Regions from separate parts of the Homo sapiens genome. Here regions 1 and 3 are each linked to region 2. A link is a contact called in ENCODE Hi-C or POLR2A ChIA-PET data. All regions are on one chromosome and are shown on one strand. Each heading gives the region's core, a stretch centred on a gene start or an enhancer-like site at or near the end of the contact. The rest is flanking DNA. Distances are from core to core; before and after follow the strand shown.

The links. Hi-C counts contacts between places; a loop is a spot of excess contacts on that map. ChIA-PET counts read pairs that join two places held with the same protein, here RNA polymerase II (POLR2A). Pooled maps may share reads with other maps.
Region 1: a pooled map shows a loop between it and region 2 (4-fold over the local background). The contact joins the enhancer-like site here to the promoter of TLR1 in region 2. A Hi-C loop is called at or near these places in 3 of 37 single-sample maps with no recorded cell type and 7 of 50 pooled maps. POLR2A ChIA-PET finds 5 or more read pairs at or near these places in 4 of 52 experiments (GM12878, T-cell, activated CD8-positive, alpha-beta memory T cell and 1 more).
Region 3: a loop to region 2 is called in a map of natural killer cell, with 2.9 times the contacts of the local background. The contact joins the enhancer-like site here to the promoter of TLR1 in region 2. A Hi-C loop is called at or near these places in 1 of 168 maps with a recorded cell type or tissue (natural killer cell), 5 of 37 single-sample maps with no recorded cell type and 5 of 50 pooled maps. POLR2A ChIA-PET finds 5 or more read pairs at or near these places in 1 of 52 experiments (naive thymus-derived CD8-positive, alpha-beta T cell).

Annotation. Positions count from the first base shown.
Region 1 is chr4:38,729,914-38,732,647 of GRCh38, reverse strand. No RefSeq gene overlaps it. Among named protein-coding and RNA genes, the nearest start is that of TLR10, 52 kb to the left of the region's middle. RefSeq lists an enhancer at 1,433-1,802. Within about 2 kb of position 1,472, at least 4 of the 41 ENCODE cell types and tissues checked have a DNase peak (open chromatin) inside an H3K27ac peak, as active enhancers do; they include GM12878, where a contact is called at or near this core.
Region 2 is chr4:38,803,303-38,806,212 of GRCh38, reverse strand. It overlaps TLR1 (toll like receptor 1), which reads left to right and starts at 1,422. Exons shown (of 4, transcript NM_003263.4): 1 at 1,422-1,459; 2 at 1,831-1,907. RefSeq lists enhancers at 422-591, 1,550-1,719, 1,654-1,823, 1,731-1,900, 1,767-1,936 and 1 more.
Region 3 is chr4:38,686,170-38,689,068 of GRCh38, reverse strand. It overlaps KLF3 (KLF transcription factor 3), which reads right to left. Exons shown (of 6, transcript NM_016531.6): 3 at 1-484. Among named protein-coding and RNA genes, the nearest start is that of KLF3-AS1, 23 kb to the right of the region's middle. RefSeq lists cis regulatory regions at 853, 1,771 and enhancers at 769-938, 1,687-1,856. Within about 2 kb of position 1,373, at least 2 of the 41 ENCODE cell types and tissues checked have a DNase peak (open chromatin) inside an H3K27ac peak, as active enhancers do.

The DNA.
Region 1 (2,734 bases), core at 223-2,722, 74 kb after region 2:
CACCAATCTGGCCTATATAGTCTTAAACATGCTCACAATATATATGTTTATGTATCTTTGTAAGCATATGCCTAATGCCTAAAATGGAATATGGATGTATACATGTTTGCACAAATACACATATGTGTGTATATACATAAGGCATATGCATACACGTGAAGAGACATATATATAATCTTCAAATTTTCAAGAAAACAAATTGTTAAATTGAGGGTACTACCTCAGAAACCAAACTTTATTAAATTTTCCCAAAAGCAGAAATAAAAGGCAGTCTATAGATTATTTTGCTATCAGAGACAACCAACAAGCCCAACAACTTTGGAAGTGCCTGGCTGATATGAAAGTTATTCTTTTTTCTTTTTCTTTTTAATTAAAAATTAATTAATTAATTAATTAATTAATTAATTAGAGACAGTGTTTCACTCTGTTGCCCAAGCTGCAGTGCAGTGGTGCAATCACAGCTCACTGTAGCTGCAAACTCATGGGTTCAAATGATCTTCATACCTCAGCCTCTCAAGTAGCGGGGACCACAGGCATGTGTCAATTTTTAAATTTTTTTGTAGAGGGGGAGTCTTGCTAGGTTGCCTAGGCTGGTCTCAAACTTCTGGCCTCAAGTGATCTCCCACCTTAGCTTCCCAAAGTGCCAGGATTACGGGCATGGCCACTGTGCTTGGCTTACCTTTTTTCTTTGAAGAAGATGTTTTTATTGGAATAGAGTTAGCAGTTTCTTCCCTCCTCTTAGTATCTAGAATAATGAGCCTAGTGCGGTGGCTCATGCCTGTAATCCTGGCTCTGGGATTGTTAGAATTTCTGATGCCCGTGAAAGTGACCCTTAGGGTTGAGAGAGAGGAGAAAAGCTTTCTCTTAGATTTTATTAATAACCAAGAGAATTATGATGATGATATTAATAATAGCAATAATTAATATATAATTAACACATAACACTCCCTATGTGCCAGGCACCATTCTAAGTGTTTTGACATTTGCTTTGTTTGTGCCTCAGTGTTTGAGATGTTATCTCGTTTATGTCTCATAAGTACTCTCTGAGGTAGGCTCTAATATGATCATCCCAACTTTACAGATGAGGAAGGTGAGGCACAGAGAGGTTTAATGACCTGCCAAAAGTTACAGAGCAGTTGCAGAAGCAGGATTCGAACCCCGGCAATCTGGCTCTAGATTGCCACATTACCCTTAGCAGTCCTGCTCTCACGCAAGGCCGCCCTGGAAGGACAGGAAGAAGAACCCTCTGAGCCGCGAGAAGGTGCTCCGAGAACCCTCAAGAGGACCCCGGCCCTGAACTAGAAGCTCCGCGTGCCTGGGCCTCCCTCTCCAGCAGGGGGCGCACACAGCCCGCATTTTCTGGACTCCTCTAACCACAGATACCTCGGCTTATTGAGAACTGGAACTCCTGACCTTTTGTGGGAAAGGCTCTGATCTCAAAACTTTCTCTAGCATTCTTGAAGTATTTACAGTGTACTAATCAAAGGAATGATCCGGTACATGGACATAACCAAGGGAATGATTCAGGACCGTTCTTGGAGGACCTACAATGTGTATCAATAAGCAGAAACCCAGGAAGCCTGTATAGGCCCCAAGCTTATAACAGCGCTGCCTGATTCCAGATGAACCACAAACACTCCAAGCCGGGGTTTTTCTCACCACACCCGAAGACATTCTATTAAAATAGCCCTGTTCGTGGGTGGCCTCCCATGCATGAGTCCTCTCACATGGTCTGCGTGCTGATGGGGCTGTGCTGAACTCACCGCATTGGCCTATGGAACACGTGCTGAGGTGTTTTCTCTCTAGTGACCTTTGTCACATCCTTTGCAAGAAATTAGCTCAGAGGAGCAATCCCTGAAGGCCAAACCTCAACCTGCACCAGAGGCAGACAGGAGACGAGGTTTGGTAGAATTTGTACCTCTCATGGTGGTGGGAGGAGGAGAATGGCTCTGTGAAGCGCTCCTTCCACCCTTTTAATGCTGTGCAATAAAGACTGAGTTAGGGGCTCAGGCCTGTAATCCCAGCATTTTGGGAAGTCAAAGTGGGTGGACTGCTTGAGCCCAGGAGTTCCACACCAGCCTGGGCTACATGGCAAAACCCTGTCACTACAAAAAATACAAAAATTAGCCAAGCACGGTGGCGTGTACCTGTAGTCTCAGCTACTCAGGAGGCTGAGGTGGGAGGATCCCTTGAGTCTGGGAGGTGGAGGCTGCCGTGAGCCGTGATTGTGCCACTGCACTCTAGCCTGGGTAAGATCCTGTCTCAAAATTTAAGAAAAAAAAAAAAAAGACTGAATGAGGGGGCTAACTTTGAATGGGGACCTCTCAGACTCAGAGCAGGAACAAAGTTGATTGCCCTGGGACTTTAAAAGTTTCTTCAAAATCCTATACATTTGTCAGCTGCTCTCAGGAGCCTTAGCAGGCTTCAGGGGTCTCTCATCCCCTCTGCTATGGTCTGAATGTTTGTGTTTCCCTAAAATCCATATGTTGAAATCCTACCCCCTAAGGTGATGGTACTGGGAGCTGGGTCTTTGGGAGGTGATTAGGTCATGAAGGCAGAGGCCTCCTGAATGGGAAGAGTGCCCTCATCAAAGATGCCCAAGAGAGACCTCCCACCCCTTCCACCTTGGGAGGACATGGTGAGAAGGCACCATCTATGAACTAGAGGGCAGAACCTCGCCAGATGCCAGCTCTGCCTGTGCCTTGATTTTGGAGTTCCAGCCTCTGGAACTGTC
Region 2 (2,910 bases), core at 173-2,672:
AACACAACTAACTACAGATTACATCTAATTGACAGCATATTTTTACTGCCCTGAATCCAAAAAGAAATGCCCAGGTATGGGCTAGGGGTGGGCAGAGACACACACACTTGTAATCATGTACACAACTGGGAGTAGTGGGGATGAGTCTGTGGGGAAAAACAGGAATTCAGAGTGCTGAGAAGCTTCCCTTACTGCCCTGCCCACTTCCCTCCCCTGGGCATTGCTCCCTCAGCCTGGATTCACAAAGTCAATGCCTTTGGGAGCCAGGAACTAAATTCTTAGTCAAAGACACCTCCCTCCTGTCCAGTTATGGGTCTCAGGGAGGAAATGGCAGGTGGGTGGTTTCATTCTTTCAGTTTCAGAAAATATCTGTAGACATAACATATTTCCTCTATTAAACAAATTCTGAGGTAAGGGGAAACAGAGAGAGACAGTCAGAACATTATAAGTCGAAAAGAATCTCAGCATTCTTAGTTTAGGGAAGTTGGCCTTGCTCGCTGTGTGGTAGAAAAGCTGATTACGGGAGAGAACCGTGGAGGGAAGGAAGGGAGGCAGTTTTGTCATCCCCACATCCGGTTTTGACTGGACACCATGCAGGCTGAGATCAACTTCAGAGGCAGTCAGCTGGAATCCCATAGCTTTATTTGCCCATTTATTGTGTTGTTATTTTGTTGTTGTCATTACTGGAAAAGGCAAGAGTAGAGCTATCAGAATGTCTTCCTTGAACATGCTGTCAACAAACCCCAGGATTTTTATAAACCCTATGTGAAAAACACGCTAAGAATCTCTTTTCTTCTTAGCATATTTTTCACTTAGGGTTTACAAAAATATGTTTTGAAGAAAGCTTGAAAAGATCAGTGGAAAAAAATTCAGCACCAAATTTTCTCTGAAAATCAACTTGTCAAAAAAGACGTGATTAACATCCATCCTGTAACCAGCACATGAATGATCTTCCCTCTTTACGAGTGTGCTTCAGCAAAACTTTAATCTCGACCCCTCCCTCTTTCCACTTTTAATAGTGGATGGATGAAAAGGCAAGAGGAAAAACAAAGCAGCCGAAACACACCCAGACGCACACTTCTGCCAAGCATAGCCACCACGGTAAGCATTTTGAATTCAGCCAATTATGATCTGTGGATTATTAACATTACCTCATTTACTTCATCAGTGTAGACAATAGTAAACTGACTGTAGTGAAATTTGGAACCATAGAAACGTGATTCTATTTTAATACAGGCCTATCAGGTAACCCACAGACTATGCTACATATGAATAAGAGAAAATAAGTTTATTCTTAACTATGTAATGTAATTCCAGTGGAATTCGGTAGGTGGCATAAAACAGCCTTTTTGTTTTGTTTTGTTTTCAACACCAAATGTGGTTAACAGTGAAATAAATTCAAGGAAGTGCTTGAATTTCTTACAGACTGCCAAATGGAACAGACAAGCAGGTTGTCTTGGTAAGCAACACATTCTTTTCTTTTGTAAAAGAAAATAATTGTATAGCTAGTTATTAAGTACAGAAGTCTCAAAAATCTGTGTAAGTCCTGGGTGTTTTTCTAAGTGGGTTATATTTCTGATATGTATATAGTTACTGTGTAGTTTGTACTGGCATTTGTGTATCAGTTCTGAGTCCTAAATCAGAGAAAGTCCCCACACTCCTCTGGGAATAACACCTCGTGTGTGATTTGCTTATAGGAAATATTTTTGAGTTGGGAAATGAATATTTGGGTCACACACGTCTTCTGGTTTTCTTCCAGAGCAGCTGCTAGTTGTTGATTTTGACAGCATTTCTCTTCACCTAATCCCGCCATTTGTATTCTCTTCTCAGTGTTAAAGAAAATGAGATATAAGTCAGTTACTCCCGGAGGCAATGCTGCTGTTCAGCTCTTCTGTTTTTGTGGCCAGGTTTGTTTCAGTTTTTCTCTCTGGGGCCTTCCCACTAGCTAGTCCTTCTGTTTCTCAGGCCACTAACACTGTTCTGGGGAGCTAGACGTGAGGTAGAATTGCAGGTTTTGAAAATGTTTCCCAGGCTACATCCAATTTGGTCAAAAGACTTGAAAGTGAATTTGTTTTATAACAAAGCAAGAGTTCACAAAACCGCATAGAAAGCAAAGCAGAACAGTTCTTGAACTGTCTCAGATTCTTTTAACCTTTGGTTAATAGCTATTTGGTCTTGTGCAGAGAAGGCCCTTAGTAAATATTTACAGGACTAAACTTAATGGGCCAGATAGATTGTATGGGTATTGTCCATTAAGACCAGTCAAAGCCTTGATTTGATGCCTCCAAAGTCTCCAAAAGAAGACAAATTAAATGTATTGATTCATTGTATCATATAATGTGAGGCTAAACCTATCATAATAATGAAAATTCACAGAAGCTCACCTAGAGGCATTTTACACTTTCAAATTAAAGCATCCTTTTCTGCTCAGCTTATTTTTTGGATAGTAAAAGAGTTTAAAGGTTCTAAAATAGATGAGGCTCAGTCATGGTCATTAAGACGTTGATCAAAAAATTCTTTGGTCTAGGAAACTGAGACATTGATTTTCATGGATTTAGCAAGTTTGGTATATAAAATTCAAAGATCCTGGAAGTATTAAAAATCAGTTATTCCTGTGTATAACATTTTGATTTCTTAATTATAGAAATAAGAATGGTTTCATAAACTGAGTACTTAAAATTAATGACTTTAAATGAAAGGGCAAGATGGAGGTTAGGCAAATAGAAGATATTTGAGTCAATTAATTTAGCTCGACATAAAACTGAAGCTATGCTTTCATTAAATGCTTGCGTTAGCAGTGGTGAATCCATATGGGTCGTAGAAACTTAATTCTTGCCTCCTCAGTGGAAAGAATTTGTGTGAGGGGCATAAGGCAGAGTGAGAGACCGAGGCAAGTTTTAGAGTAAGAGA
Region 3 (2,899 bases), core at 124-2,623, 120 kb after region 2:
GCATGCTACTACTGGAATTTTCCATCTCCTCCGATAAGGAGACCATGAGAGGCTGCTGGAGGTGACTTGTGTACATAAAGGGGACGGGCTGCACCACCACCGGCTGGATGACGGGCAGGATCCCCGGGCTCCGTATTCCATGCCGCGAGAGGGCAGCTGCCATCACTGGTGGCATGGACAGCGGCACGCCGAAGGGCTGCACGCCTGGAGAAGGGGGTGAGTATTTTTTTATCGGTGGGCTGGAAGAAGGCATGCTCAACCCAGGCGAGGCTCTCCGGTGTGAGGACGGGAACTTCAGAGAGGAGGGCGAATTCCCAGCCGAAGGGGGTGAACTCCGCTTGTTCACCGTGAGGTCCACTGGCTCCATCTGTATTCCGTGCGACAGACCTTCTGGGGTCTGAAAGAACTTCTCAGGCAATGGTGTGGAGTAGATGACCCCATACTTGTTAGGCTTCATGGATTCCATGTAATTAGATGGGTATGACTATTAGAAAAGAAAAGGAAAACGTGTCAACAGCCAAATAAGTCCATTTACTTGAAACATGAATTAAGAAAAATATGCTAACAAGGCACTTAACAATTACATGGGCTTTACAAAATAGTTTAGATTTCGATATATATGTGACCTTAAAAAAATGCTCAAAGAGGTGGTCTCAACATTAAAAATGCTATGAGAGGCGGTCTCAAAAATATTAAAACTAAGATCAATGTGGTCACTACTGCAGATGAAAAATCTGAAATTTAATCCTAAGATGATTCCTGTGTCAAACATTAAGGCCGATACCTGGCAAAATTCTAAGACAGGTGATAGCACAGGCTTGGGGGCCATTATCATTAGGAGTCAGAGGTGGGCATCACAAGAACCAGTCAAGCCAAACCAACCTGGTTGCTTTTCTGGTGGGGTTTCTTGATGAGCAGGAAATGCTCTCTAGCTTTGATGTCTAACTTCGGCAGGACAGCTCTTTCTCAGGATAAGTAGTGTCTTCAACTTCAGCAGGACATTGATTTCTCATCATACTTGTGTATAATAAGCAAGAATGGGGCTGCAGGATAGGCAGTACCTTTCATTTGATGGGCTTCAGCAGCTGTACAATCCATGCCTAGGACTGGCCAACAATCCTAGTCAGCGTGGAACTGTGCTAGTTTCAGCACTGAAAGTCCCACATCCCATGAAACTCTACAGTCTCAGGCAAACCAGGAGGGGGTCAGTCACCATACACACCTTTGTACTGAAGGCCACCCTCACTGCGGCAATGATGTCCCTGGCCCTAACTTGCTCAGTGTTCTTATTCAGAATCTGAATGAAGCTGTAGACTTGAATGGCAAGTCTGTGGATGACACGGAACTATAAGAAACAGCTAACGTGATATGACTCACATAAGGAAATGTGGAGCTCAAAGTCATTCACACAAGCTGAGGCCCTGTGTTCTCTCCTCTATACCCTGCTACCCACTCATCAAATGAGGCTGGGGCACAAACAAGGGAGTGCAGAAGAGACAGAAGAGTCTGTTTCCTTCCCAAGATCTGGTCCACAACTGACCTCATTTATCTTCAAACACCTTTCTCTCTTTAAATATCAGGATAACCTAACTTTCATCTGCCAGCTTTAAATACAAACCAGTCATCATAATTTCACACAATGGGCACTATCCTTGACCATGGAGTTCACCTAAATTACTTCTATTCCTTAACTAACATTTTGTTGTAAATTTTCTTTGTAGAATGCAACCTAATTTTTAATTTAAAAAAATTAAACTCAACATAAACCATCATCTTTACTAGGCATTTTAGGGAAACTGAAATTTTGCATGTCAAGCCTGCTTACCTGCAGAAAATTCTTTGTACTTGAATGTCTGACAGTGACAGTGATAAACAACATATTGTGCTTCTCTTCCAGCTCTAAAACCCTATGTGTTTAAGAGTTAGAGGCAATACTAACTTGGGATGCAACCAAGAAAACCCAATGGTGCCTTGTAATTAAACAGCGTAAATGCACTATTAATTTCTGGGTCTCCTTGGCCCCTCTGGTGGCCACTATTGTGAGTTATGACTGTGGGGCAGCAGTGGTTTTGATAGGGATTCCTACTGAGATCACCCTCTTTCCTCTCTGGGCTTGGTCTGGGCGAATCCTCGGCTGGTTATGCATTGGAATCATCTGTGTTGTTTTTAAAATTCCAGATGCCCAGTCCCTGCTCCAGGCCTGCAGAGCAGCCTGTTAGGGAGGAGTCAGTCAGTGAAACTTTATCACATAACTGTGTTTATCTTTATCTGGTTTGGATGTCAGGTCCTCATGGTTAAGATCAAGGTTATGGGATAACCTACACAACGAGCTTATACACATGCCATCCTGGAAATCCCTTCTTGTCCCTGCTTATACAAGAGATGCTCACTGTCACGGGCTCTACTGCTCCCAACCAGAGTTTCTCAAACTTTACTGTGCACATCCATCTCCCTGGAGCACTCGTTAAAATGCAAATTTTGAATTACCGGGGAGTGGACCAAGGGAACTTAGGCTACCTTTTGAATAGCAATGCTCTAAATGACAGAGATAAAAAATAAAGATACTAAAGGTCTATTTAAAGGAGGGAAAAAGAATTTTCTTTTCTTTTTTTTTTTTTTTTTTTTGAGATAGGGTCTCACTGTTACTCAGGCTGGAGTGCAGTGGTATGATCATAGCTCACTGCAGCCTCGACCTCCTGGGCTCATATGATTCTCCCAACTCAGCCTCCAGAGGAAGTGGAACTACAGGCACATGACACCACGCCTCGCTAATTTTTGTATTTTTTTGTAGAGACTGGGTTTTGTCATGTTGTCCAGGCTGGTCTCGTACTCTTGGGCTCAAGTGATCTGCCTGCCTCAACCTCCCAAAGTTCTAGGATTACAGACATGAGCCACCACG